Linked DNA regions of Homo sapiens: all the other regions are linked to region 4. A link is a contact called in ENCODE Hi-C or POLR2A ChIA-PET data. All regions are on one chromosome and are shown on one strand. Each heading gives the region's core, a stretch centred on a gene start or an enhancer-like site at or near the end of the contact. The rest is flanking DNA. Distances are from core to core; before and after follow the strand shown.

What was found. A loop is a pair of places that touch in the nucleus more often than their neighbours do. ChIA-PET counts read pairs that join two places held with the same protein, here RNA polymerase II (POLR2A). Pooled maps may share reads with other maps.
Region 1: a loop to region 4 is called in a map of heart left ventricle, with 16 times the contacts of the local background. The contact joins the promoter of GABARAPL1 here to the promoter of CDKN1B in region 4. A Hi-C loop is called at or near these places in 6 of 168 maps with a recorded cell type or tissue (Right ventricle myocardium inferior, chondrocyte, gastrocnemius medialis and 3 more) and 20 of 50 pooled maps. POLR2A ChIA-PET finds 5 or more read pairs at or near these places in 4 of 52 experiments (CD4-positive, alpha-beta T cell, MCF 10A, T-cell and 1 more).
Region 2: a map of B cell shows a loop between it and region 4 (11-fold over the local background). The contact joins the promoter of H4C16 here to the promoter of CDKN1B in region 4. A Hi-C loop is called at or near these places in 3 of 168 maps with a recorded cell type or tissue (B cell, OCI-LY7 and naive thymus-derived CD4-positive, alpha-beta T cell), 15 of 37 single-sample maps with no recorded cell type and 24 of 50 pooled maps. POLR2A ChIA-PET finds 5 or more read pairs at or near these places in 6 of 52 experiments (CD4-positive, alpha-beta T cell, CD4-positive, alpha-beta memory T cell, T-cell and 3 more).
Region 3: POLR2A ChIA-PET joins it to region 4 with 22 read pairs in activated CD8-positive, alpha-beta T cell. The contact joins the promoter of LINC02446 here to the promoter of CDKN1B in region 4. A Hi-C loop is called at or near these places in 1 of 168 maps with a recorded cell type or tissue (CD8-positive, alpha-beta T cell). POLR2A ChIA-PET finds 5 or more read pairs at or near these places in 2 of 52 experiments (activated CD8-positive, alpha-beta T cell and activated naive CD8-positive, alpha-beta T cell).
Region 5: a pooled map shows a loop between it and region 4 (4-fold over the local background). The contact joins the promoter of KLRK1-AS1 here to the promoter of CDKN1B in region 4. A Hi-C loop is called at or near these places in 1 of 168 maps with a recorded cell type or tissue (naive thymus-derived CD4-positive, alpha-beta T cell) and 9 of 50 pooled maps. POLR2A ChIA-PET finds 5 or more read pairs at or near these places in 2 of 52 experiments (BJ and activated B cell).

The regions. Positions count from the first base shown.
Region 1 is chr12:10,209,627-10,214,980 of GRCh38, reverse strand. It overlaps GABARAPL1 (GABA type A receptor associated protein like 1), which reads right to left and starts at 2,104. Exons shown (of 4, transcript NM_031412.4): 1 at 1,762-2,104. The coding sequence starts at 1,851. It overlaps GABARAPL1-AS1 (GABARAPL1 antisense RNA 1), which reads left to right. Exons shown (of 3, transcript NR_170310.1): 1 at 1-339; 2 at 612-927; 3 at 1,019-1,332. RefSeq lists a silencer at 1,972-2,231 and an enhancer at 2,325-2,867.
Region 2 is chr12:14,768,936-14,773,717 of GRCh38, reverse strand. It overlaps H4C16 (H4 histone 16), which reads left to right and starts at 2,587. Exons shown (of 1, transcript NM_175054.2): 1 at 2,587-2,998. The coding sequence starts at 2,634. The coding sequence ends at 2,945. It overlaps LOC105369669, which reads left to right and starts at 3,061. Exons shown (of 3, transcript XM_047429947.1): 1 at 3,061-3,818; 2 at 4,709-4,779. The coding sequence starts at 3,565. RefSeq lists enhancers at 2,775-3,104, 2,769-3,365, 3,366-3,961.
Region 3 is chr12:10,550,907-10,556,135 of GRCh38, reverse strand. It overlaps LINC02446 (long intergenic non-protein coding RNA 2446), which reads right to left and starts at 2,757. Exons shown (of 3, transcript NR_146456.1): 1 at 2,620-2,757. LOC105369658 (a long non-coding RNA gene) reads left to right here and starts at 5,206. Exons shown (of 3, transcript XR_001749004.1): 1 at 5,206-5,229. It also overlaps the pseudogene SLC25A39P2.
Region 4 is chr12:12,714,046-12,718,617 of GRCh38, reverse strand. It overlaps CDKN1B (cyclin dependent kinase inhibitor 1B), which reads right to left and starts at 1,250. Exons shown (of 3, transcript NM_004064.5): 1 at 304-1,250. The coding sequence starts at 778. It also overlaps a transcript of GPR19 not described here. RefSeq lists silencers at 684-872, 1,297-1,866 and enhancers at 1,047-1,146, 1,227-1,276, 3,533-3,612, 3,623-3,672, 3,793-3,922 and 2 more.
Region 5 is chr12:10,360,748-10,366,085 of GRCh38, reverse strand. KLRK1-AS1 (KLRK1 antisense RNA 1) reads right to left here and starts at 2,317. Exons shown (of 4, transcript NR_120430.1): 1 at 2,053-2,317. It overlaps LINC02598 (long intergenic non-protein coding RNA 2598), which reads left to right and starts at 4,970. Exons shown (of 3, transcript NR_170218.1): 1 at 4,970-5,338. RefSeq lists enhancers at 1,267-1,336, 1,797-1,846, 4,619-5,219.

The sequences.
Region 1 (5,354 bases), core at 855-3,354, 2.5 Mb after region 4:
AATTATCACAGGAGTAAAACATTTAACACCAAACTATGAGCAGGAAAAGAACAGAATGCTCTAAAATATTCAGAGTGAATGCACATAAATATTTATCTATTTCCAATACTTAACAGTGTAAAGTCCACAGCACGTCATTAATTCTGGTTAATACAACTATATTAGAAACTGAGAAACAATATGGCATGGAGGTTAAGATACCCGAGAGCTCCACAGTCCTTCAGACAGGGTTGGAATTCCAGCTCAACCACAGATCAGCAATGTGAAACCTTTAGGAAGTTACTGCATTTCTTTGTGCTTTGAATACTCCATCTGTAGAACGGGTAATCGTGTAAGGAAGTAAGTCAATGATTACAGACTGAGTACTTATAATACCGCTAGGGTAAACTATCAATAAAACTTGATTGTATTTTTTAAATATCATTGCTCAAAAGATTGGTATCACCAGAACTGGGCAAAATTTTCAGGTATCCAAGGTCCAGAAACCAGGAAAGTAATTTGTAAAGGATCCTTTCCCGAGTAAGGGATTAGCTCACCCCTCTATAAGCTGAAAACCTTTTTGTAATTCCTGGGGAATGAAGAGCCCTAATGACTTTTTTTTCTTTTTAAAGGAAAAGGGTTACAAGAGGTTTCTACTGCTGGGCTAAGGCCCTGGTGGCTTCTGGTAGCTATAAAACCACGAACGTTAGGTAAGGATTAGAGAAGAAACCCAGAGTGGCTGTGAGTCAAGAAAAGACATCAGATAACAGCAATTATTTTACCATTATGTGACACGTAATACTAATGTTCCTACCTGAAGATAAAGAGCACAATTTTAAAATCTCCGCTCCTCCATTTCCAAAATCCAACAGCTGCTGGTCCCCCTACCACTTAAGCCATATTCTGCCCTCCAATTCGGCTGCGCAGCCTGCATTAGAGAAACACCAGGCAAGTGGGCGGGGGAGGGGGTAATGGGGAAAACGCCCGGATGCTGAAAGATACCTAATACTTTTCTGTTCCTACTCACTGCCTGCGGTAGTTTTAACTACTTAAGCCGGTGTCCAAAACGGAGAAAAAACGTCTCAGTCCTGCCTTATCGCGACCAGGTACCAGGTGATCAGAAATCAACACGAGGAGGCTGGCTGTCCCCACACAAGCCCCGGAGCCTAGAACGATGAGGCAAGAGGGCTGTTGGGCAGAGAACGTGACCTTGTTTTCCAGGCCAGGACTGTCTTGTGCTCCCCTAACCCCCTGTAATGCAAGAAAATTACTGAATAGCTTCTGAACCTTTTCGTCCCAAGACCAATGATATGAGAGCCAAAGTCAACTTCATTAAAGGAGAACCAGCCAAGGCAGAAATCGACTGGGTTTGCGCAAACCTCACCGCACAGCACAATGTCCCTGCGTTCTTAAAGGCAGCCAATCCATGGCCCCGATCTAACCAGTCTCGCCCACAGGGGCCCTATTTTGTGCACCGCAACCCACACACGGTCTCAGCTGCTGAGACCGTGTGTGGGTTGCTGAGTCACTGAAGACGGCGGCTCGGCCCCCAAAACGCCGTCAGCCCTGAAGTGGGGTTCGGGGCCCAGGCATACGGGGTTTTAAAAGCTCTACAGTCTGGACGTCCATTGGCTCTGGCACTGAAGGGCGTTCAGGATTAAGTAATTCTCGGAACCTCCCTTCTCCAGAGCCGCCTGGGCGCCCCAGGGAAGCCATCTCGACTACCCGCCCCCGCCCCCGCGGGCCCTTCCCCTCCCATCCCCTCCGCTCCTCTACACTCACGGGGACCCTGTCCGGATATTTCTTCCGGATCTTTTCTCCTTCCTTTTTCCGATACTCAAAGGGATGGTCCTCCTTGTACTGGAACTTCATGATGCACCGCAGGGCTTCCGAGATCCCCGCGCGGGGCCTGCCTCCTTCGCCGCTGACCCTGTCCCGCTCCCTCAGCCGACGTCAAGGTGTGCTCAGAATAGCTGCAGAAACGTCCGCTCCGGGGGCAACAGCGCTGGGCCGAGTGTGCAGGGGGGGTTCGGGGCGGGGATCTCGGGTGAGCCTGCCTGGAGGTAGAGGAGAGCCAGATGGAGAAATACCGGCGGCTTTTCGCTAGAGCTGGGAGCACAAAAACAGCTGGGTGGCGCGTCGGGCTGTGACGTCACCCCGCGAGCCCCGCCCCGCCCCCCATGCGCCAGGCGCCCAGGGCAGGGGGTGGCCGAGCGCTCTGTCTCACTGCGTTTCCTTTCTGGCTAACCTTTTTCACAATCGATGTCACTGCAAACATCAAAACATTCGAGTTATGTTTTATTTTGTGACTGTGAAATTAAAGATGGTTTTAAGACAAAAAAAAGATTTAAACATGTTTTATTCCCCCTCCACTGTTTTTCTTGGTTGGGCCCCAAAACAAATACAAAAGGCGAAAATCCAGCCTTTTCCTGCTGGTTGGGATCCAGCCTCAGGAGAAAAGAGGGCCAGGCCTCCTGGGATCCCTTTGGCCAATGCAGAGCTGTCCCGTGCTTGCACCGTGCCCTCTGCGCGTTCCGCTGCCCCTCCCGCGGCCCTCCTCCCGCGCTGGCGTCACAGTGTTTGGGCGGTGCCGCAGTTCGCTCCTGAACAGCAACATAAACAGAGCGTGACTCAGGAATCTGAAGAGAGGAGTCAGATGAAGGACACGGAGTGTAATCAAAGTCTAAAGGAGACATGATGTCAGTAAGGACTACCGAGGGCTTCACGTACAATCAAATATAGAAATGATTCACTTTCTAGCCGGGCGCGGTGGCTCACGCCTGTAATCCCAGGAGGCCGAGGCGGGCGGATCACCTGAGGTCAGGAGTTCGAGACCAGCCTGACCAACATGGAGAAACCCTGTCTCTACTAAAAATACAAAATTAGCTGGGCGTGGTGGCGCATGGCTGTAATCCCAGCTACTCTGGAGGCTGAGGCAGGAGAACCGCTCTAACCCGGGAGGCGGAGGTTGCGGCGAGCGGAGATCACGGCGTCGCACTCCAGCCTGGGCAACAAGAGCGAAACACCGTCTTACAGAAAAAGAAAGGAAGGGAGGGAGGGAGGGATTCACTTTCTGCCATAAACTCAGAAAGGGGGCTCGTCTTCTGGAAAAGAGAGTATCAAGCAATTTAGGTGATGACCTCAGTTGTTCCCCCACATCTTATTTAGTTCCAGTGGTTAGGTATCCCTCACGTGACTAGAAAGCGCTGCCTGGAATGCTAGTAGAAGATTGGGCATTAGGGCAGGTGAGGCGAAGCCTCGTTCTGGATTTCCCCACCTAGAGTCAAAGAAGAAAGACCTTCCAACCAGTACTGTAGGGCAGCGACAGGGAGGACTGTGGAGTTTGCAAAGAAAAAGAACAGTGAAAAGGGGCTGCGTTGCCCATACAAGTCGGGTGAGTTCTGATAAATATTAGATAACAGCAGCCCCGTGGCCTATCTTCTTCAGTCGGGGTCTCAGTGTCTCTAATTTTAAAAACACCCACAGGGGGCCAGGCGCGGTGGCTCACGTCTGTTCTCCCAGCACTTTGGGAGGCCCAGGCCGAGGATCGCTTGAGCTCAGGAGTTCAAGACCAGCCTGGGTAACATGGCAAAACCCTGTCTCTACAGAAAAAACAAAAATTAACAAGGCATGGTGGCGCGCTCCTACAGTCTCAGCTACTGTGGAGGCTAAGGCAGGAGAATCGCTTGAATCCGGGAGGCAGTGGCTGCAGTGAGCTGAGATCGCCCACTGTACTCCAGCCTGGGAGAGAGAGCAAGACTCTGTCTCAAAAAGAATAAATAAATAAAAATAGGCCGGGCGCGTTGGCTCATGCTTGTAATCCCAGCACTTTGGGAGGCCAAGGTGGGTGGATCACGAGGTCAAGAGATAGAGACCATCCTGGCCAACATGAGACGAGTGAAACCCCGTCTCTACTAATAATACAGAAAAAATTAGCTGAGCCTGGTGGCGCTCGCCTGTAGTCCCCAGCTACTCGAGAGCCTGAGGCAGGAGAATCACTTGAACCCGGAAGGGAGAACCCGGGAGGGTTTAACTATATTTGCATCAAAACTAAAATGAGGCCGGGCGCAGTGGCTCACGACTGTAATCCCAGCACTTTGGGAGGCGGAGGTGGGTGGATCACGAGGTCAGGAGATCGAGACCATCCTGGCTAGCACGTGAAACCCCGCCTCTACTAAAAATACAAAAAAATTAGCCGGGCGTGGTAGCGGGAGCTTGCAGTGAGCCAAGATCGTGTCACTGCATTCCAGCCTGGGCGACAGAGCTAGACTCTGTCTAAAAAAAAAAAAAAAAACCTAACATGAGCGACTGAAAATTAAACTGTTTTCAATTTGAAAGTAAGACTTAAAATTATAAACATATAATGTGATAAAATAACTCATGGATTTTATTTATTTTATTTATTTATTTGATATGGAGTTTCTCTCTTGTCGCCCAGGCTGGAGTGCAATGGCTCCATCTAGGCTCTCTGCAACCTCTGCCTCCTGGATTCAAGCAATTTTCTCCGGCCTCGTCCTCCTGAGTAGCTGGGATTACAAGGCGCCCGCCACCGCGCCCAGCTAATTTTTTTGTATTTTTAGTAGAGACGAGGTTTTGCCATGCTGCCAGGCTGGTCTCGAACTCCTGACCTCAGGTGATTCGCCCGTCTCGGCCTCCCAAAGTGCTAGGGTTACAGGTACTAGCCACCGCGCCCTGCCCTCATGAATTTTTATACATAAAGATTGAAAGATGCCATGAAGAAAAATACATGAAGAAGTGGGACTATGTGATTCGTTTTCTGGTGCCAGTAATGAAACTTAGTTTCTTTAATTTTGTGGGTGAGTTTTGTATTTATTTTTATTTATTTATTTATTTTTGAGACAGAATCTCACTCTTTCGCCAGGCTGGAGTGTAGGGGCGCAATCTCGGCTGACTAAAACCTCCTCCTCCCGGATTCAAGGGATTCTCCTGCCTCAGCCTCCCGAATAGCTGGGACTATGGGCGCCTGCCACCGCTCCCGGCTAATTTTTGTATTTTTAGTAGAGACGGGGTTTCACCATGTTGGCCAGGATGGTCTCGAACTCCTGACCTCAAGTGATCCACCTTCCTCGGCCTCCCAAAGTGCTGGGATTACAGATGTAATCCGGCCTATGAAAGTAAATTTTAAATTAACACAATCGAGTAAAACATTTCAAAATGTCTTATTTAACCAAAATCAAAATACTACATTAAAAAGCTCACATTTTCTCAAATACATTTTTGATGTTTCTTGTACTTTTTAAAATGATTTCAAGGGTTAGAAGTTTTTTCAATCTTTTATGAATATTTTCAAACATGTAGAGAATTTTGACAAATAGTATGATGAACACCACTATAACCTTCACCTAGATTTTTTC
Region 2 (4,782 bases), core at 1,338-3,837, 2.1 Mb before region 4:
TGTCTTTGAGGCTATGGGCCTGCAAAGAGCCACTAGGTTTTATTGGAGAGGCCAAAGTCTTGGCCTTGGCTTGCTCCCCGCAAGCCAGGGCGCCACAGATCAGCGGATCGGGTCCTCTGCGAAGACGTGGAGGTCCCCCGGGTCTCTTTGTAAATGAGTCCAGAGACTAAAGTCAGAATGGCAGCTTATTCTTATATACCTGAATTGTGGACCCATGCTTTTTGAAACAAAAAGAGTGTTTCAAGTGTTTTGTTTTAATTAAAAATTACTTTCTCCTAATTCATCGAGGTCATTTCATTTTTACCTGAACATTTTCAGTAACACAGTTAACACCGATACGTGATGTAATGTTGAACGCTTGCTTTTTAAAATAAACATTTTATGTGGATTCATTTACATTTAAAGTAAAGCAAATTTACCTTCTCACTATCCGAATAAAGATTTGACTTCATTGAAATAACATTTTCAAATATTTATGTATATGTCATTACTGCCTAGAACAATGATGAACCCATACTGGGGACTCAATAAATGTCTTCAGAGCTATTGTCATGGTTTAGGCGGTCTTTCCGGAGCCAGTCTGCCTCAGCCTAAATCCTGGCTTTACCACTGAGCAGTGACCTTTGATAAGTTATTTGACTCCTCTACCTGTATCAAAGTGTTTTGAAAATTAAATACGTTAGTAAGCATCCAATAACTCTTAGATATACCAAATAAATGGGCATACAAATCTCTGATGCAGTTTTTAACGAGATGTTCCTGGAATGAGTTCTGTAAACTAGCTTAAATTTTTGCCTGTATCTTGGGGAATTTTCAAGAGTTTTTAAAAGTATTACTATTTTAGACACGATTTTTTTTCTTTTATTCCAATAAGCAAGAGATTTCTAATTTGAAAATGTTCTAGTCTTGATTTCTTAGAAAGCTTAACTATAAGTAAGTCAACCGATTTTACCATTACAATAATTTTTTTTTTTTTTTTTTGAGACGGAGTCTCGCTCTGTCGCCCAGGCTGGAGTGCAGTGGCGCGATCTCGGCTCACTGCAAGCTCCGTCTCCCGGGTTCACGCCATTCTCCTGCCTCAGCCTCCCGAGTAGCTGGGACTACAGGCGCCCGCCACCACGCCCGGCTAATTTTTATGTATTTTTAGTAGAGATGGGGTTTCACCATGTTAGTCAGGATGGTCTCGATCTCCTGACCTCGTAATCCGCCCTCCTCGGCCTCCCAGAGCGCTGGGATTACAGGCGTGAGCCACCGCGCCCGGCCCCATTACAATAATTCTTATCTCTTCAAGATCTGATAGACTTTTCCTCTTCCCTCTGAGTCAAATATTAAAATCATGAGTGAAGTTCGACCATTCAGGACTTTTTCCAGCCATTCAAGACAGTGTTCCAACTCTTTTATCTTTAACAAAAAGTAAAAGAAAAATAAATACCTTTTGGGTTATGAAGATGGGCATGGATTGAAACAAATGTAAACTATAGGCATTTATAAATATAACAAAATTTTACCATAAAGTCTTCCTGCTGTAAAGGCTTATCTTCAAGACCAGGGACAAAGAAGCCCCACTTACTAAAATTCATTGCTCAGAATCCTAATTAACTACCTGGGAAAGACTTATGACTCATCCTCTAAATAACAGCTGCTTTTTAACACAGTAAAACCTTTAGAGAAGACAGGGTCCTGACACCTTTGAAGAGCGGTGACACCTTACAGAAACTTTCGTTTTTGTTCAGGGATTCTCTTGAGAAAGGAAGGGATTCAGAACCTCCTGAGGGGATTTGCAGTAGAAATCATTATTCCAAGTCATGATTGTGGCATCCATTGTTTTACAAGAACTTTGAATTTTTAAGTGGAAAATGTGAGATGAGAACCTGAGATTTGAATGACATAAGACATTGACAATATTTCAACTAAATAACCACAGGAAGTTACTTGGTTGAAAAGCACACAGGCTCTTGCAGGGCAGGAAAACCTGCAAATTGCGCAGAAGCAGCTGAAAGGGGAATGGCGGGGGTCGGGGGGAGGTGGGGGTGGAGTGTAGGTGGGGGACGGGAAGCTGCACTTTCTTTTTTCAATTGAAAGAATTTTAATTATCTGCAGGGCCGTAAAAGAGAAAAAAGTCCTCTCCCCCTACTATGTCTTCAGAAGACCCACGTGTGAAAAATTTTAAATTTTAAGTAATTGCTTTGAAATCTCGGATGTAAAGCTTTTCAGGTTTTTATAGAGTTTCATAGTAAGTCAGGAATTCCGTTTGAAAAAACAGAAGGAGGGAGGGACAGAACAAGGAACGTGCATAGGATCTGGCCTACTTTTATTTAAGCGCTGAGAAAAGGCAATATAAATTCTTTTAGCTCATACTGTTTTAACTTTAAAACGTATCACCATGAACCTTTCTCCAAACATCAGAAAAAATTTTCCCAAAAGAGCAAACAACAAAAAAATCAGGCTGGTTTCGCTGACTGCTTCCTGGACTTAACAACTATAGCATGTCTCCAGAGGTGGGGCCTAGAGCTCCGCCCACTTTTTTGATGTTTTCAAACAGGTCCGCATCGAGAGACTATAAGCCCTGGTCTGCGACTGGCAATCACAGTGGGCAGCCCGATTTTCTGCTGAGTAGGCGCTGTGATTTCAGAATGTCTGGGCGAGGTAAAGGTGGCAAGGGGCTGGGTAAGGGAGGCGCCAAGCGCCACCGGAAGGTGCTGCGGGACAATATCCAAGGCATTACAAAGCCGGCGATTCGCCGTCTCGCCCGACGTGGGGGCGTCAAGCGCATTTCTGGTCTCATCTACGAGGAGACCCGGGGAGTCCTCAAAGTCTTCCTGGAGAACGTGATCCGTGACGCGGTGACTTACACGGAGCACGCCAAGCGCAAGACCGTCACGGCCATGGATGTGGTGTACGCGCTGAAACGCCAGGGTCGCACCCTTTATGGTTTCGGCGGTTGAGCTGTCCCCACAGCTTCTCTACAGACTCCAAAAGGCCCTTTTCAGGGCCCCCAAACTGTCACAGAAAGAGCTGTTAACACTTCCTAGATAACGGGTAAATATCAACCCTTTGATGTCGCCTTCCGGATACCGGAAATGGGATATTCGCGGCCCGAGCATCTGCTCGGGATTAGACTTGGCGGGCACGGGGAGAACTAGACCTCAAGGAGGGGGTTCCGCCTGTGCTTAGGTACGACCCTGGAGGTGCCGCGCAACGCAGTAGTGACCTCCCAAAATCCAGACACCGGATTTTGTTTAGAAGAGTGCTTGTACAAAGCCCTAGTGTTAGAACTGGTCATGGTCTTCTAAGCGGCCGAGTCGTTGGCCCATAAGCACGTATCGGATGGCTTCCATGTAAATCAGGGCTTAGGTGACTTCCTGCTGGCCTTCAGGGGTGAGCGTCACGCGTCAAGGGCGGTTCGTGCGTGTGCAGGGCTTGCTAAGTCGCAGGAAATGGGAGGTCGCAGCACGCCGCTACCTGCAAGCCCGAAAGCTGAATGCAGCTCTAGTGTGGCGCGTAGTCTTACTGGGTACTATTTTACTTAATCGCTGACGTTGAGTGAGAGGTGACCAAGCTCAGATGCTGAGATTAAGGCGGCCGGGCGAAACTCGCGACACCCTGCGATTCCCTCTTAGCCAGCTGCGTAAAGTTGCCTACGCCAAGCGGGTAGCGTCCTGCTCGGCCACCTGGCGGCGGGCGTGGAGTTGGCAGGCAGGCAGTGGGGGTCACGCCGGCATGAAAGGCCAGATCACCTGCAGGTCGCCAAGTTGCCGGGAATCCCCCGCTCCGAGCAGTGTCATGCCCATCACAAATAACCCTATCGCAGCCGGGAGGTAAGCCCTGGCTTCCGAGTAAAGGCCCTGTTCAGAGCAGCCTGGGGGTCTAGAAGGGAAACGGGTGGCGGGTTAGGTTCTAATAAGTTCAGTGAGAATGTAAGAGAGACAGCTGTGGGATTACCAAGCGCGTGGTCCTACCCGGTACTCCCGGGGTGTAGTGAGGGTCTTGGAGAAAGGTGGGGCTGGTGCTACCAGTTAAGCGCACTTTCCAGTAGGCGAGGGTAGGGGGCGGAAGACCTGGTGATCAGCCTGCGTCCAGGCCGTAGGGGTCGCCCCGGCCTCCGGTAAAGCTCCGTATAACAGCCTCGCTCTACTCCTGGCTCTGTCCTTCCTAACTTCTCATTAGGCTTGGCACCCCAGGATGCGGTGTGATCCATGCCGCGTTAACTAATCTGCCCCTTCTCTACCTTTTCTTTTTTCCTTTCTTTTCGAGACCAAGTCTAGCTCTGCCACCGAGGCTGGAGTGCAGTGGCACGATCTCGCCTCCGCCTCCCGGGTTCAAGCGATTCACCTGCCTCAGCTTCCGGAGTAGCTGGGATTACAGGCCTGCGCCACCACGCCTGGCTAATTTTTGTATTTTTTTTTTTTTTGGTAGATACGGGGTTTCACCATGTTGGCCAGGCTGGTCTTGAACTCCTGGCCTCAAGTGATTCACCCGCCTCCGCCTCCCAAAGTGCTGGCATTTCAGGCGTGAGCCACCACGCTTGGTCTTGCTCTAGCTATTCTAAACATGAAGAAGTCATATAGCTTCCTTGGTGCGGTGGGCTGAAGTCACTCTAAGGGAGTTTCCCAGCCCCAGGGGTTAAAGAACTGGAGTCAAGATTGGAACCCAGCTGGCGAAGGATTCCGCACCGCTAGATCTTGACATTTGCCTCTTCTTCTGCCAGGAAGGCTCCCCTGTTCCTTTTTGCTGACGTGTCATTTCTAAGTACTTTCTCCTACTCCATAAAGACTTCAAGTG
Region 3 (5,229 bases), core at 1,508-4,007, 2.2 Mb after region 4:
GAATTAATATTTAGAATTAATGTTTCTTTAACATAAGACACTATTTCCTAAGTTTTCCCTTTTAAGATTAAGAGAAATACTATTTTTATAAAGATTTTGAAGTCACTAGACTTTTATTCTTTTAAAAATATGTTTTACTTGTAGTAAAGATTGTTTCTCTGGTATGAAAATGTGAAGACTTCGATATTTTCATGTCTCTTTCCTCAATGTCCAAATTTATTAATTTTATCATTATTTTTATTGTCTTTATGTGGATATTCATATAAAATTAGTCATTTTCAGATTAATAGTATCAATTGTATTTAAATCAATTTAAGATCATCACTATTAATTTTCTATGCCTGATTTTATTTTGATTCAATTTTTAAGTTAAAAGGTGTCATGGATTCTTCTTATTTTATAAGCATATGAAATAAAATTATATAAAGTATAGCCTACAATTCACTTAGTAGAGTGCCCTCATTGAAAATCATCCAGAAATATATTTTTACAAAGGACTTTATTCCAGCAAAGCAATATTATAATGCTAACTCAAAAATAATGTATTAACAGAAACTGAACCAGTTGAGTTAAAAAAAAAAACATCTTGTACGGACTTGTGCTTAGAAAACAAAAAGCCACAGAGATAATCGCTCTCACCTGACAACAAGAAAAATTCAGATAATGTATAAAAGTATAACTTTATCTGAGGACATCAGAGTGCTGAGGTCACAAGGCAACCACTTAAATTGAACTCCAAGCGGGACATGCACCGCTAAGGAGAGATGGGACTCATAGACGGTTTCATTTTTGGCAGAGCATAAGAGGAAAAGATGGCAGCCATAAAAGTAAAATAAAAACACTAAATTTTGAACAAAGTCTTAAGCTCAGTTGGGCTTTCATGTGTCACTGAGAGTCCTAGCTGCAAGGGGAGTCTCCAGGTCTTTTCCACAGGCCTCAAGTGGGAGCTCATTAGAAGGCCTGGGGCAGGGCAGAGCCAGAGAAAGCCCCTTAGCCATGGCGACGTCTAGGCATGAAACCTCAGCATTTCCCAGTGCCTTTTCTCACTTGAAGCAAAACCTTTAAGATACTTAGGGAGGGCCAACAAACCCTCCTGCTCCCAGGAATCAGGCAAAGTTTGAGTGCTTTTAGAGAAGCAGTATAAGCAAAAGTTCTCTGCCCTTGGGGGAGGGGTAGGATAAACCTCTCTCTTTCTCCTGGTCTTACAGAACGTAACGTGATGCAAAAAGAAAGCTAAAAGCAAAATTTCTTTGTAGCAGAGAAAAGAGAAGGAAACCACCATACCTCCCACCACAAGCCTTGCACCAAGCAACACACAACAACAGTCTACTGCTTGAAGAGGGGCAGAAAACTCCCCCATTACTGATCCTAGTCAAAAACATTCTGCTGTTGAAGGAAGGGGAGAAGAAAAAAGATGTTCAAACAGAGAGGAGCAGGAAACCCTCTGGGGTCAAGGATCCCACAGTGACACAAGGCAGAGATCTGCTATGCCAGCAGAGGAGAAATTCTTTCCTGCCCAAGACTCCCCATAGATACAAGAAGAGCTTGGTTGCTGAGGAGGACGATGAGGAATGCTGAGGAAACCACACTCCTGAGGCCAAGGTACATAGGGCCTTGCCCAAGACTGAGAATAGGCCAAGATAAACTAGAATTTCTATTTCTCCCAACACTGTCGTTATTTTCACGTAACAAGCCACAAGAGAGGAGGGGCAACAGTTTAGAGAGAGAACCTCTTCACACTGCAGGTGTGCAGGGCGTGCTGAAATCAGAACAGAACACTAAGAAAAACCTCCCGCTCCCCAGACCCTGCACGAAGTGTAAGGTAGTGGCAGTACATCACTGGGAGCATTTGAAGTCTGTGGTGTACTAAAGGTGACCACAGGAACAATGAAACATAAACTAGCTCAACACTTCAACTTTACAGATTTACAGAAGAGGTATCGCCATGCTGGCCTGACATACAGTGTTTGCCATTCAATAGAATTATAAGCGACAAACACACAAAAAGTGAGAAAAGGACCCATTGCCAAAAAAAAATACTAGCTGATAAAACTCAAGATATGTGTGTTCAAGATGTTGAAATTATTGGTGAGAAACTTAAAATAATTTTTTAATATGTCAAAGAAACAGTGGAAATTTTAAAAACATGCATTGATATATGATGAAATTTTTCAGAGATGAAAACTATATTTTTAAAAAGAGTCAAGTGGAAATGCCAAGGATAAAACTATGATATCAGAAATAAAGAATTCCTTCCATGCACTTCTTAGAAAACTGAACACAGGATAGGGAAAGAAAAATCAAGTGAACTTGAAGATAGATGAACAGAAATTATCCCAACTAAACTACCAAAAATAAGAAAAGAGTAAAAAAATAACATAACAGGTCATCCAAGAGTTTAGAGACAATACGAATTATAATTTCACATCTGAAACTTTGCAGATCAGATGATAAAGTGGCATTTTTGTTATACTGAAAGAAAATTCTGTCAATCACTACAACAGAGATAAAGAATATTACATAATGTTGATGAGATCAAAAGCAATAAGCTGACATACAACTCTAAATGTATATATACCTAATAACAGATCTGAAGATACATAGAACCAAAACTGTTACCTGTTACTGGTGGAGGGTGTCCAGATTCTTGGCATTTTGAACAAACAATTGGATGAAATGCACAAACAAAACAATGAAAAAAAAAGCACAGATTTATGGAAACAAATGTACACTCCACAGAGTGAGAGTGGGCCAAGCAAGCAGCTCAAGAGGCTGGTTATAGAATTTTCTGGAGTTTAAATACCGTCTAGAGGTTTCCAATTGGTTACTTGGTTTACACCTTATGTAAATGAAGTAGTGGCCTGTGATCAGTCTAATTGGTTGCAGAAGGTGACCAATAGGAGGCTGAAGTAAAGTTACAAGGTTACACATGAAGACTTGGCCTGTGATCAGTCTGATTGGTTTCAGGAGGGAACCAATGAAAGATACTTTCATTTTTCGTCTTCAATGCAGAAAAGGGGTGGGGGATGTTGCAAAGGGAGTAGCCCCTGATCTTTTTGTTACTTGGGTATAGAGAGGTGGGGTTTTCCTTTTGATTCAGTTCTAGGAAGTCAGCGTGAATCAATCTTAGGTTCCCTGTCTCCTGACCATGTTCTCCTGCATCAAAACTGCCAAGACTGAAAGAAGAAATAGGCAAATCCTCAGTTATAGTCAAACATGTCAACACACCTCTCTCAGTGGTTACTGGAATATTTAGAAAAAAATCAGTAAGGACATAAAAAGTCTGGAAGAGCACCATCAACCAAATTGAAATAACTGGCATATATAGAATACCCCACTCAACAATAGAAAAAAATACTCAACTGCACACAGAACTGTCACCAGGATACACCATATTTTGGGCCAAAAGAGCCCATATGTTTAAAATGAATTATACATAGCATGTTCTCTGACCACAAATAAATCTAAAAATTCAATAGCAGAAAGATATTTGGAACATTCCCAAATATGGTAAAATTTTAAAATGCACTTATAAATAACACATAGGTGAAAGAAGAATTGTAGTCGAAATTAGCAAATATTTTGAACTGAATGAAAATAAACGTGCAACATAGCAAAATTTCTGCTACTATTGGAGTACTGCTTGGAGGGAAGTTATAAAATGCTATTTAGAAAAGAGAGGTCTAAAATCAGTTATCCAAGATTCCAACTTTGGAATTTAAAAAATAAGGAAAATTAATTCCAAATCCAACAGAAGAAAGGAAATAATAAAGATAAGGGCAGAAATCCATGAAATAGAAAATAGAAAGGCAATAGAGAAAAATAAACCAAAAGCTGATTCTTTTAACATGTCAACAAAATGGATTATTCCCCAAAACTGTAAGAAGACACCAATTACCAATATCAGGAATAAAAGTAGGAAAAGTAATACAGATGCTACAGATATTTAAAGGATAAGTGAATATTAAGTATTTTTCTGCTCATTAATTCAATAACATGTAAAGTGTACAAATTTCTTGAAAGACACAATTCCACAGTCCACTTAAGAGGGAATAGTTAACCTAACTAGCTCTATATCTATTAAACTAATTCAATTTGCAGTTAAAAAACCTTTCCACAAAGAAAACCCACACTTTCGTGGTAAATTCTACCAAACATATAAGGACAATGTAACACCTATCCCACTTAAACCCTTCCAGAAATTAGATGAGGAAGGAGCATTTCCCAACTCATTTGATGAGACCAGAATTACTCTAATATAAAAATTAGGCATGTTGAGGAAAGAAAACTGCAGACGAATATCCTCCCTGAATAGAAATAATCTTTTTAAACAAAATATCAGCAAATCAAATTCAGCAATGCTCTCAGAGTGGGCTTTGTCAGGAGGCGAGCATGCGCAGACCCTGCAGTGAGCCCGAGCGCGCCGCCGCGCCAGCCAGGCCTAGAGGCAGGATTGAAGCCAGGAGGCGGTTGAGCAGGACCTGAGGGCGTTAGCCTCCTCCAACAAGTGGTGGCCTCGGGCAGCCGTCACCTCCATCTCCAGGACACCCCTGGACGTGGTGAAGGTCCGCCTGCGCTCTCAGCGCCCTGCTGGGACTGAAGCCTCACTCCAGACTCTGGACCTCTCCTAAGCCGAATCGCCCTCCTCCCTCCGAGCCACGGGGCAGGGCCTCCTGTGCCGCAGTGGTGTCCTGGAGCCCCTGCACCTGTCTCCAAATGGTATCCGCTGTGCCGCCAGGACGCGCTTCACTGGCAGCATGGGTGCCTTTGTGAAGATTGTGAGGCGCTAGGATAACTGGGTGATGAACCTGCCAGCCACCACCGTCTACTTCACTGGCTTACGACAAACTCCAGGCCGTCCTGTGTGACAGAGCCCTGACCTCTGATCTCTACGCACTATTGTGATGAGGCTCAATCTTTTTTTTTTTTTTTTTTTTTTTTTTTTGAGACGGAGTCTCGCTCTGTCGCCCAGGCCGGACTGCGGACTGCAGTGGCGCGATCTCGGCTCACTGCAAGCTCCGCCTCCCGGGTTCACGCCATTCTCCTGCCTCAGCCTCCCGAGTAGCTGGGACTACAGGCGCCCGCCACCGCGCCCGGCTAATTTTTTGTATTTTTAGTAGAGACGGGGTTTCACCTTGTTAGCCAGGATGGTCTCGATCTCCTGACCTCATGATCCACCCGCCTCGGCCTCCCAAAGTGCTGGGATTACAGGCGTGAGCCACCGCGCCC
Region 4 (4,572 bases), core at 1-2,500:
CCCTAGCCAGGAGGCGGACCGTTGATAAACATCCCAACTTTGTCACATACCTAGGAGTTGCTAGTGAGAGGGACCGCGATGTATTAAGTTAGGGAAATTATCGGATCTTACCATCTCCAGTTTCTGACTTAAAAGTCACAAACAGACAAGCAGTGGGCCAGGTAGCACTGAACACCTAAGACCAATAAAGTTAGCTCTCCCAAAGCTAAATCAGAATACGCCGAAAAGCAAGCTAAGGTTAACACCCTCCAGCAGGCAAAGCGGGGCCCCAAACACATTCTATGGTTGGGAAAGGGTCATTACCGTCGGTTGCAGGTCGCTTCCTTATTCCTGCGCATTGCTCCGCTAACCCCGTCTGGCTGTCCGACGGATCAGTCTTTGGGTCCACCAAATGCGTGTCCTCAGAGTTAGCCGGAGCCCCAATTAAAGGCGCCGCCGGGCGGCTCCCGCTGACATCCTGGCTCTCCTGCGCCGGCACCTTGCAGGCACCTTTGGGGGGCCGCGGGGGTCTGTAGTAGAACTCGGGCAAGCTGCCCTTCTCCACCTCTTGCCACTCGTACTTGCCCTCTAGGGGTTTGTGATTCTGAAAATCGAAATTCCACTTGCGCTGGCTCGCCTCTTCCATGTCTCTGCAGTGCTTCTCCAAGTCCCGGGTTAACTCTTCGTGGTCCACCGGGCCGAAGAGGTTCCTGCAGGCCGAGGGCTTGGGGTGCTCCGCCTGCCTGGCGTCCATCCGCTCCAGGCTAGGGCTCCCGTTAGACACTCGCACGTTTGACATCTTTCTCCCGGGTCTGCACGACCGCCTCTCTCGCACTCTCAAAAAAACAAAACCGAACAAAACAAAGCGCCCCTACGCAGCCCGAACCCCTCTCGGAAGCCCAGCGACTGCCCTCGGAGCCAAAAGACACAGACCCCGACGAGCCACGGCCCGAGCTCTAGGAGCGCGCAGGGGCTGCGGGGAAGCCCCGGCCCGGCCGCCGAGTCTCCGCTGATCAAATGGACTGGCGAGCGGGAGGGCGGAGAGGAGAGGGGACCAGGCAAGCGGAGAGGGTGGCAAAGCCCGTCCGAGTCTGGGCGGGTGCAAGCCCGCGGGTCCCGCGAACCCAGCCGCTCTCCAAACCTTGCCGGCGTCGGAGTCGCAGAGCCGTGAGCAAGCGGGGACAGGGGAGGGGGAGAAAAACACCCCGAAAAGACGAGCCCCCTTTTTTTAGTGGCCCAATATGGCGGTGGAAGGGAGGCTGACGAAGAAGAAAATGATTGACACGGCGAGTCTATTTAAACAGAGGAGGAGATCCATTGGTTGCGGCGGCGGGAGCCGCCCCGCCGAGGCTGGCGAGCGCGGCCTTAAGGTGGCCCCGGCGCGGTTCCGCCACCTCCCCTCGTTCCCGAGCGCGCCGCCTCCCCGAGCGCCGCCGGGAGATTGGCTGGTCGCGTGACTGCTGGAGGGGTACTGCTGCCAACAAACCTGCTCTGGCTGGCCTCGGAGAAATTAAAATTAAGACAAACAAACTAGCCAAACGGCCGGGAACCTGGGGCGGGGCCTGAGGTTCGGGGCCCGGCGCTGCGTTGGCGGGTTCGCCGCGGCGCCTAAGCCCCGACCTCCCTCCCGCTCCTCGCCCGGGAAGCCGGGACCTGGACCAGAGGACCGCGAAGGTCGCCGGCAGCTCGCTAGGAGCCGGGGTGGCGAGCTGCCCCCAGCTCGGCCCTCCCCAGCGGCCCCCACCTCGTGGTCTGCGGGGGAGGCCGCGGAGCGTTTGCTGGGGGGGCTGGGCGCCCCCCCGCCGGCGTGCCTTTGCTGGGGGCTGGTGGAGGCAGTGGGCAATGGTTCGCTCAGCCTTAACCCAGAAGTTTCTGCCATCCCTGGGGAGGCTGGGGGCCTAGGGAAGAAGCCAAAGCGAACGTCTTTCTTTTAGAAATTAGCCAGGAGTAGACGCGGCACTTATCATGAACTCAAGCTCTCCCTCAATGAAAATAAGAAAGGAACTCAAGATTAAAAAAAAAAAACAAAAAACTCTAGTCTCTCAAGTCCCTTAATAAACTTTGTAGCTGTCTCAGACACGTTTAGTTTTGAAAAACGAGGGTACACCCCTGGCCCAGGATCTTCCTTCCCAAGCACAGTTAAGGCCATGGACATTGGCTGCGTGTGGGAACTCGTCCCTTTCTACTTTTCTGTTCTTTCCCGGGATTGTAGCAGTTTCCTCTACCTGAGTCCAGCCGCCAAATACAACAGCTCCTTCCTTCCTCCACCCTTCTCTCTCACCAGATTTCACTGCTCCAACAAACTCAGAACAATATTCAGATGCTAGTGAATGCTTTCAGAGGGCTGAAGGGTGAAAATACTCCCCTCGGGGTCAAACTCCAGATGATGAAATGATTTTTAAAACACCACAACCATGTCCTAACGTCCGATACTAGTATTCCAGCGTTTCTCTTCTCCCTTTTGCAGCTGGAAATTTCTCTCTCAGTGTGGGCTTGAGCACCGTGGTGGAAGGTAAAGTAGGACGATGAGCAGGGCTGCCCTGAGACAAAGCTCAGTGGATCTTCAACTGCCTCCCCACCCCCATGCCCGGTACCCATCATCTTGGTTTGAGCCAAAGTTAATGCATTTTACTGGAAACCAACCTTCCGTTCTAATATTACACAGCAGCAAAGTTTTCTTAAGCACCTATGCTACAGATGAGCTTGATGTGTAGCTTGTTTTCTTAGCCACATCTTGTCCACTTTGTGTGCCTACCTCATCTCATACGCTCCAGAATGTGACAGCTGGAAGGGACCCTCGGGACCCTGTGGTTTAACCCTCTCCTTTTTACCACGGAGGAAATCGAGACTCAGAGAGGTTTCCTGTCCAGGGACATGCATTCGGTTGGTACCGGAGTCAGGACTAGATGCAAGTCTCCTAACACTCAGGTTGGTTCATTTTCTGTTCCTTTCCTTCCTAATGGTTCTCACTGGTTCAGGGTTTTGTCTGAGTTTGATTGTGCTGTAGTCTGCAGGTCCTGCTGTCTTACAAGTGACTGAAAATGGCTCCTTCCCAGGCCCTGGGTTGCCTGCAGATGTTTCCTTGATGTGGCCTGTGGTCACTGATATTTAAATGCAGCTGTCTTGAGCCTGTGGTATCACCATCCACTAGTTCAACTAAAATTGAAGGACAGGGGTTGATACCCAGAGAACAGTAAAGGGGGCAGTGCCCAGAACTAGTTTTCAAGTCAGGACTTCCTACCTAACTGACAGAAAAGAATTCACCTAGGATCAAGCAAGAGGTCTCATCCTCTTTAGTTTTTCTACTTTTAAGGCTGTCAATTTATTGGACTGCAGACTGGGGGAAAAGGAACAGGAAAATTAGGGTAGGCCTCCCTACCATAATTTATACCTTACCCTAGAAATTAGATAATTGTCCAAATTTTAAAACAATTGCTAGACAACACAGGAACTCTATATATGTGCATCTATCCATATGCATAAACACCCAAACTACCACATGTATGTAAATGGAGACATTCTAGAGTAGTTCACCTTGCCACAGAAGTTTGATTTTACTCATGGAATTCATGTCTTATATGGAAGTGGAAAATAAACACTTCGATCCCCTTCACATGCTGAATCTTTCAACTAATATGTAGGAGCACCATTTTGTCGCTTTGTTGTTGTTGATCTCGAAAAGTAAGCAAGTCACAGTCACACCACCTTAAGAAGTCTGGCTGCCAGCAGAAAGGCTGTGCTTACATCGACCTCACAATGATCTAAAGTGTTTTGTTTACAGTCAAGGCACCGGAGATCTGTACAGCAAATAATGAGAACGCAGGCGTCTGCTGTAGTAGCGACGACGCGTGAAAAAAAATACTATGGAGTCCCTGAAGGAACAGGGAGCGTAGAGATCAGAGCGCCATCCTTCTGCAAAGTGGGCAGCTGCAAGCGAGTAAGCCAGGGGGAAAATTTTCAGATAAACAGTGTTAAAGGTGGACCCTGGTAAAAGACGGAAAGCTCTACACTGCACTGCTCTAAAGTGAGCTGTTTCCCCAAAACCCCCAGTCCTGCGTGATGTTTTGGTTGCCATTTTCACTGCTGTTTTCCTACTTAGGGCTGAGAAGCGTCCCATAAGCCATCCCAGATTTCTGTAATCTTCACAACCTGAGGAGAGAGGCAAAGACCAAAATAACTTAAGAGAAAACACCTGTGTCATAGACAAGTGTTCAGATGGGGTGAATGAGCAAGCCGCCAGCGTCGCCAGCTCCCAGATGCAGCGCTCTCACCCAAGTTCTGCAGCCCCAAATGTTTCTGCGAAGGTTCACGGTTCCTTGCCCAGCTGCCCCTCCCACCGCAAGCACACAGTTTCAGTCCTTCCTCGAGGATGTTTATAATGAGGCAGCACTCAACTCCACCATTCTTCTAAGCTCACATATTTTTAGACTTTGGGAATTTCACAGTCATCTCCTTCTGACACTTTTAATTCAATTTCACAAATATTTACGGAGCACCTTCTATTAATTTGCTTATTCCTTCTTTCTTTCAACAAATATTTATTGAGTGCCTCCTCTATGCCAGACATTATCCTTAGGCTCTGGGAACACAGAA
Region 5 (5,338 bases), core at 1,068-3,567, 2.4 Mb after region 4:
ATATCCTGCCTTTCACAGCAGTCTTGGGTTTCTCCTGGGTGCAGTAGCCCTTGGCCAGTGGTTTTTTCATACCATGGCCTTGACCATTCTCCTTATTCTTTTGACATTTATCCTTCTAGTGTCCTTTTCTTTTGCACCATGTACATTAATCTCTCTCTAGCCTTGGCTGGCTTTCAAATTGCTGTCCAGACTAGCCTTTTCCACAACTGCATTCACACCCGCATCTATGCCTCCTTGCAAAGCCAGCCTCTCTTCCCATAAGGGCTGCTGCTTGTAAATAAGCCTTTATTAAGCCTCCAATCAGCTTTCTTCTTTGCCTCCTGGTCTCAGTTAATGTACACCTTGGTAGCCACTTTAATAAGCTGAGTAGCATTCACACCTACGGAGCTTCTAACTTCTGCAATTTATGCCTGATATCTCCTTGGGCCTGCCTTACAAATGCCGTATTTACTATTCACTGATTTTCAGCAGCCTCGGGGTTAAACAGAGTGTACAAGCAAAATGCCTATAAAACTGGCTGGTGCTTTTATCTGCACCATGGAGCACTTCTGAGATTTTTTTATATTGGTTGCCTTTTCCTTTTAACATCCTTTAGCCTTTGTAAAAGTGCTTCTCGGCACTTTTGTAGGTGCTGAAGCTGGACTGCATCGTCTGGGTCCTAGTGGGGGTCTGCTTGTCCTCTTAAGAGGCAGAAGCATAACTTGGGCATGACTTGACCTGAGACGGCCTGCCTACCTTTTTGAGCCTTTCGTTTTAACTTCCTGGAGCTCCGATTTCTCCTTCTCAGGTGAGAGTGGGAGCATGTATCTGTTTGAACTTACCTCCTTAGGGGCAATTAGCCTTGGTAAGGGGGGATAGATTGGAATATAGGTAGGAAGGATCTCTATTCCATCCTGTGATTCTTGCAAAACTGGTTTTCTCTTTCCTGAGACTCTTTTTTTTTTTTGGTCTGCATAGCTTCCAGGGCAGCTGACTTTCACTTTCACTTTTGGATCGGTGGTGCTAGAAGCCTCTGTGACTTTCCCTTTAACTCCGTAGCTGCCAGCACAGTTGGTTTATCTCGGCGTGAGCTGCGAGCATTCTACAATAAACTGCTAGGCAGGGCTGCGTACATTTAGCCATGAGTCAATATAAAGACTAGGTCTGAATGCCCTGGCTGTCCTCCGACCCTAGTCACCACCTTAAAACACACGGCCAATTTCTCTACAGTGCCTTCGGCCAGCCATCTGACACTAAAAGAGGGCTATTGTAATTCACAGTATGTCTTTAACTTTTGAACATCCAGTTTCATCCCACAATCACCTCTAAATCCTTTCTTTAAAATTTTTATCATGCACTCCAAAGGAGTTGGTTTTGACGCTTTCCCTCCCATTTCCTCCCTTGCGGCACACTCTCACTCTCACTCTCACTTTCACTCTCAGGTCCAGCAGACCCGGTCCTATTACAGGAGTTTCGGACACTGCTTAGCCAGGAAGGTGTCTTCCCCTGTCACAGCCTGCTACAGCTGCAAAGCTCGTCCTATCAGCTGTATGCAATGTCCTAGGTCTGATTTCCCCCCACACTCGCCTCAGAGCACACAGCCCGTGCTAAGGGATCTGTGCCTCCCCACGTCACTCCCTGCATTGGCCTCTCCCGAGACCATCGCTTTCACACACTTTCACACACCTTCCTTGCCCCAGGATTCCTCATTGGACGAAATGAGCCTCTCTCATGTCCCGGGTGAGTCTAGTTAGGCTCCCACTTTCACACACATACACCACTCCTACTGCAGGAGTCCTCATCGGATGGAATGAGCCTCTCTCATGACCTGGGTGAGCCTAGTTAGGCTCCCATATTCACACACATACACACACCACTCCCAGTTCCTGTCTCCAGATCCAGTGAACCACTTTCACTTTGTTAGTGGGGACATAAGCTTCATCCAAATTGGCAGGCCACTCCTGCTGCCCCCAGCCACTCTGGGTTGGATTAGTGGTCAGTCCCTGGGAGGTGATCAAGCTCCCCTTTGTCCCTATGGGACGGGCTTTCCTGCCTTGGGCCTATACTCCTTACCACAGTTCCTGAAGTGCTGGTATCGTCCTGCAGCCCCATCCTCGGTTCCATTGCGCTGCCAGGCAGGGTGCTGGGACGTGGGGAGAGCTGGTCTATATATCCGGGTGAAGCTCAGCTGTGGCACACCTTGGATGCCGGGTCTCTCCTGGCCCCGGGGACCTAGTATCGCAGGCAAAGGGGACAGTAAATCTGTCATCTCCAATCCTGATGAGCCCCCAGAAATGTATCGGGATATATAAGGAATCAGAGAGACCAAGGGATTGAGGAGGATATTTATTATTTAGGTGCACTGGTCCACTTGGATTAACATCCAAAGGACTGAGCCCCAAACAAAGAGTCAAGTTACCTTTTAAGCATTTCGTGGGTGGGGGAAGATTTGTGCAGGGGGAAGCGTATAACAGAAGCAAGAAACAAAGACAGTTATTCAATTGAGACATACATGACATCATTTCTTTTCAAGGAAAAACATGTTTTATGACTTGAGTTTATCTGTCTAGTGACCTTGCAGCTGCACAGCTAGAGAAATAGGGTCTTCATAATGCCTGGGAAAGGGAGAGATAAGGCTCACTAGCCACAGAAAACAGGCAGTTAATTTTTAAAGGACTCCGGCTCTTTCTCTTCCTCAGGGGGGAATTGGGTTTTCTTATATACAACTGAGTTTTTGCTTACACATTCTGTAATTTATTTTAATTCCTGTTCCATGCCAGCCACCTATGCTGCTGTTTTCCCCCTCCTTCCCCTTTCCCTAGGGAAGGGACTGGTGGCAGTGGGGCTATTCTTTCTTCCCCCAAGAAGAAAGGAAAGGGGGGTTCTGAATATTTTTCTTACTACTGGGAGTTTGTGTGAGGTTCAACGCCCCCCTCCCATGGGGATTCCTCACCTCTTTCTGAGGTTCAACCCGCCTCATGGGGATTTCTCACCTCTTTCTGAGGTTCAACACCCCTTCTATGGGGATTTCTCACCTATTTTTAACCTCCAAGACATCCCGACTAAGGAATAATCTACTGACCCTGCAGTTTCTCTCTCCTTGGTACGTCCTAACTAAGGAATGCTTTACCGTCCTGTGGCTTTTTTTTTTTTTTTTTTTTTAGTCCCGATCACCAAGGAAATACTTTATTGGCTCCCACAGCTTCTTCTTTCTTGGCCTGTGCACAAAGTTGTCGCCACAGTATGTGAGGATCCTTTAAGCTAGGTTGCTGGCCAGTTTCTTTTTTTTTTTTTTCTCTCTGTGTTGCTGAGAGTCTGGGTTTATTTGTCTCAATTTGTCATTCCTGAGGGCCCCTTCAATGAGGTAGGGGAGTGCACTCCCTCATGAGAGAGGACTGGAGACCACCCCTGGAGGAGAATGTATCCCCATACAGACTGCCACCAAATTGTTTGAAATGCTTGTTCCCCAGTGCCATAAAAAAATAGCACTTGAACATAGATTTATTTAGTGTGGCCATTTTTTTTTTTTACTTCCTGCAGAAAGGGTATACTCATCAGCAGTTTTGCCACGAGTGTACACCAAACAAAGGAGACAGCATCATTTATAACCTGCCGCATCCACCCTACTGCTGTATCCAGTTTCCATTGACTGGAACAGGACCTCACATTCTGTATTTGTCCCGACTGGCTAGCAATTTAGAACTTTTTAAAAGAGGCAAAGGTAGAGGAGAACAAAGGAAGGAGGAAGTAACTTGTGGAATGCTGAGAAAGGTAAAAACACTTTTAAATAAGGAAGAGGAACAGGCTATGACCTAATGCTTGCTTGGACCAGTATAAGCATGCCAGGGCAAATATTTAGGAGCACAGGTCTTTGAATAAATTTTGCTTCTAAGAGAAGTTACTATTTATTCCTAATTAGTTAGGGAGGAAAGTCTTTGAAGAGCAACCTCTACTTTACTTTTTACAGAATAAATGCAGGCAAAAAGAACATAAACTTTGCCATGGGCAGAATGTTATGGACAGAATGTTTCTGTTTCCCTGAAATTCATATTTGAAATCCTAACTCCCAATGGTATAGTATTAGGAGGTGCCTTTGGGAGGTAATTTAGGTGTGAAAGTTGATTATAAAAATTGAGTAATTCTTTTCATAACTAAATAAAACAGAGTGGAGAATCCAGTGGGAAAACATTCTGGGTACAAAGCATTGCTCCAAGAATGTAATTATCTGCAAGCCTGGCTGCTGAAACTGCCTGTTGTAACCAGAAACCAGTTTTATCTGTAGCTTCTGAAGTAGCTTACTGCAACTCTAGAACTAATGTTTGCTCACACTGTTGTCACGCAAAAATCGGAGCTTGCCAGCTCACCAAATCCTTACAAATATCAATGAACTTTCTCAAAAAGCAATATGTAAAACCTCTAACCTTCTCTTTGCTCTTTGGAGATACCGAAGACCACGTGTATGCCCTGAACTGCAATTCTTTCTTCCCAAATAAAACACTACATTTAGAGATTTGTGTCTGCATTTTTATTTTTACTTTGACATACTATTATAGGAGTTACTAAGAAATTCTTTTAGGCAGATAGGGAAAAAAAGGGGTCCTTGGGCAATTTTTGTTTCTTTTAAGGCAGCTCCAGAAACATTTCTTGTCTAGCAGGAAAGCGCTGGCTCTTAGAGCTGCCTGGCAAGCTTTGATGTGCGAATGCCAGCAATTAGAAACTGGGTCTACCCAATCATGGCAATTCCTGCCCTCTTCTTCCTGTTCTTGCCCCGACATGTGCCTGGTAACATGGCCGCCCCCACATATCCCCATGAGTATAGAACATCATGATGCCCTGCATTTGCATATTAAAAGGCTAGGGTAAGAGGGCCAAGTTTTTCATGGGCTACATGAGTGACATGCCTGATCAAACCAATCCCCTTAGCCCTATGCAAATCAAACACCACCTCCTACAGCCTCCTCATATAAGTGGCCACTTTTCTGCAGCACATGGGGTTTTCTCTTTGTTTAAATCCCTCCTCCCTCTGTCTCTACAAGGGAGCTGTTTTCTTCTTCCTTCTTTCTTGCTTATTAAACTCTCCTCTCCTTAAAACCACTCCACGTATGTCCAAGTCGTTTTATCTAATTCGGTGCAAGATTAAGGACACTAGTGTTCTTCCAGTCATCATAGCCATATCAATACTTGGTGTCAGAAGGAAGGACCAAAGGTGATTCACCTTAAGGAGACTCACCAGGCCTTGGAACTACAGCATGAGGTACCCACACTGGGGCTCTTTAGGGCCGCCGACCCTGACTTCCACGGGTCACTTCTTCTCCGGCTTGGAGAGTCTGTCTTAGAACTCCCAATTTTGATTTGTTTT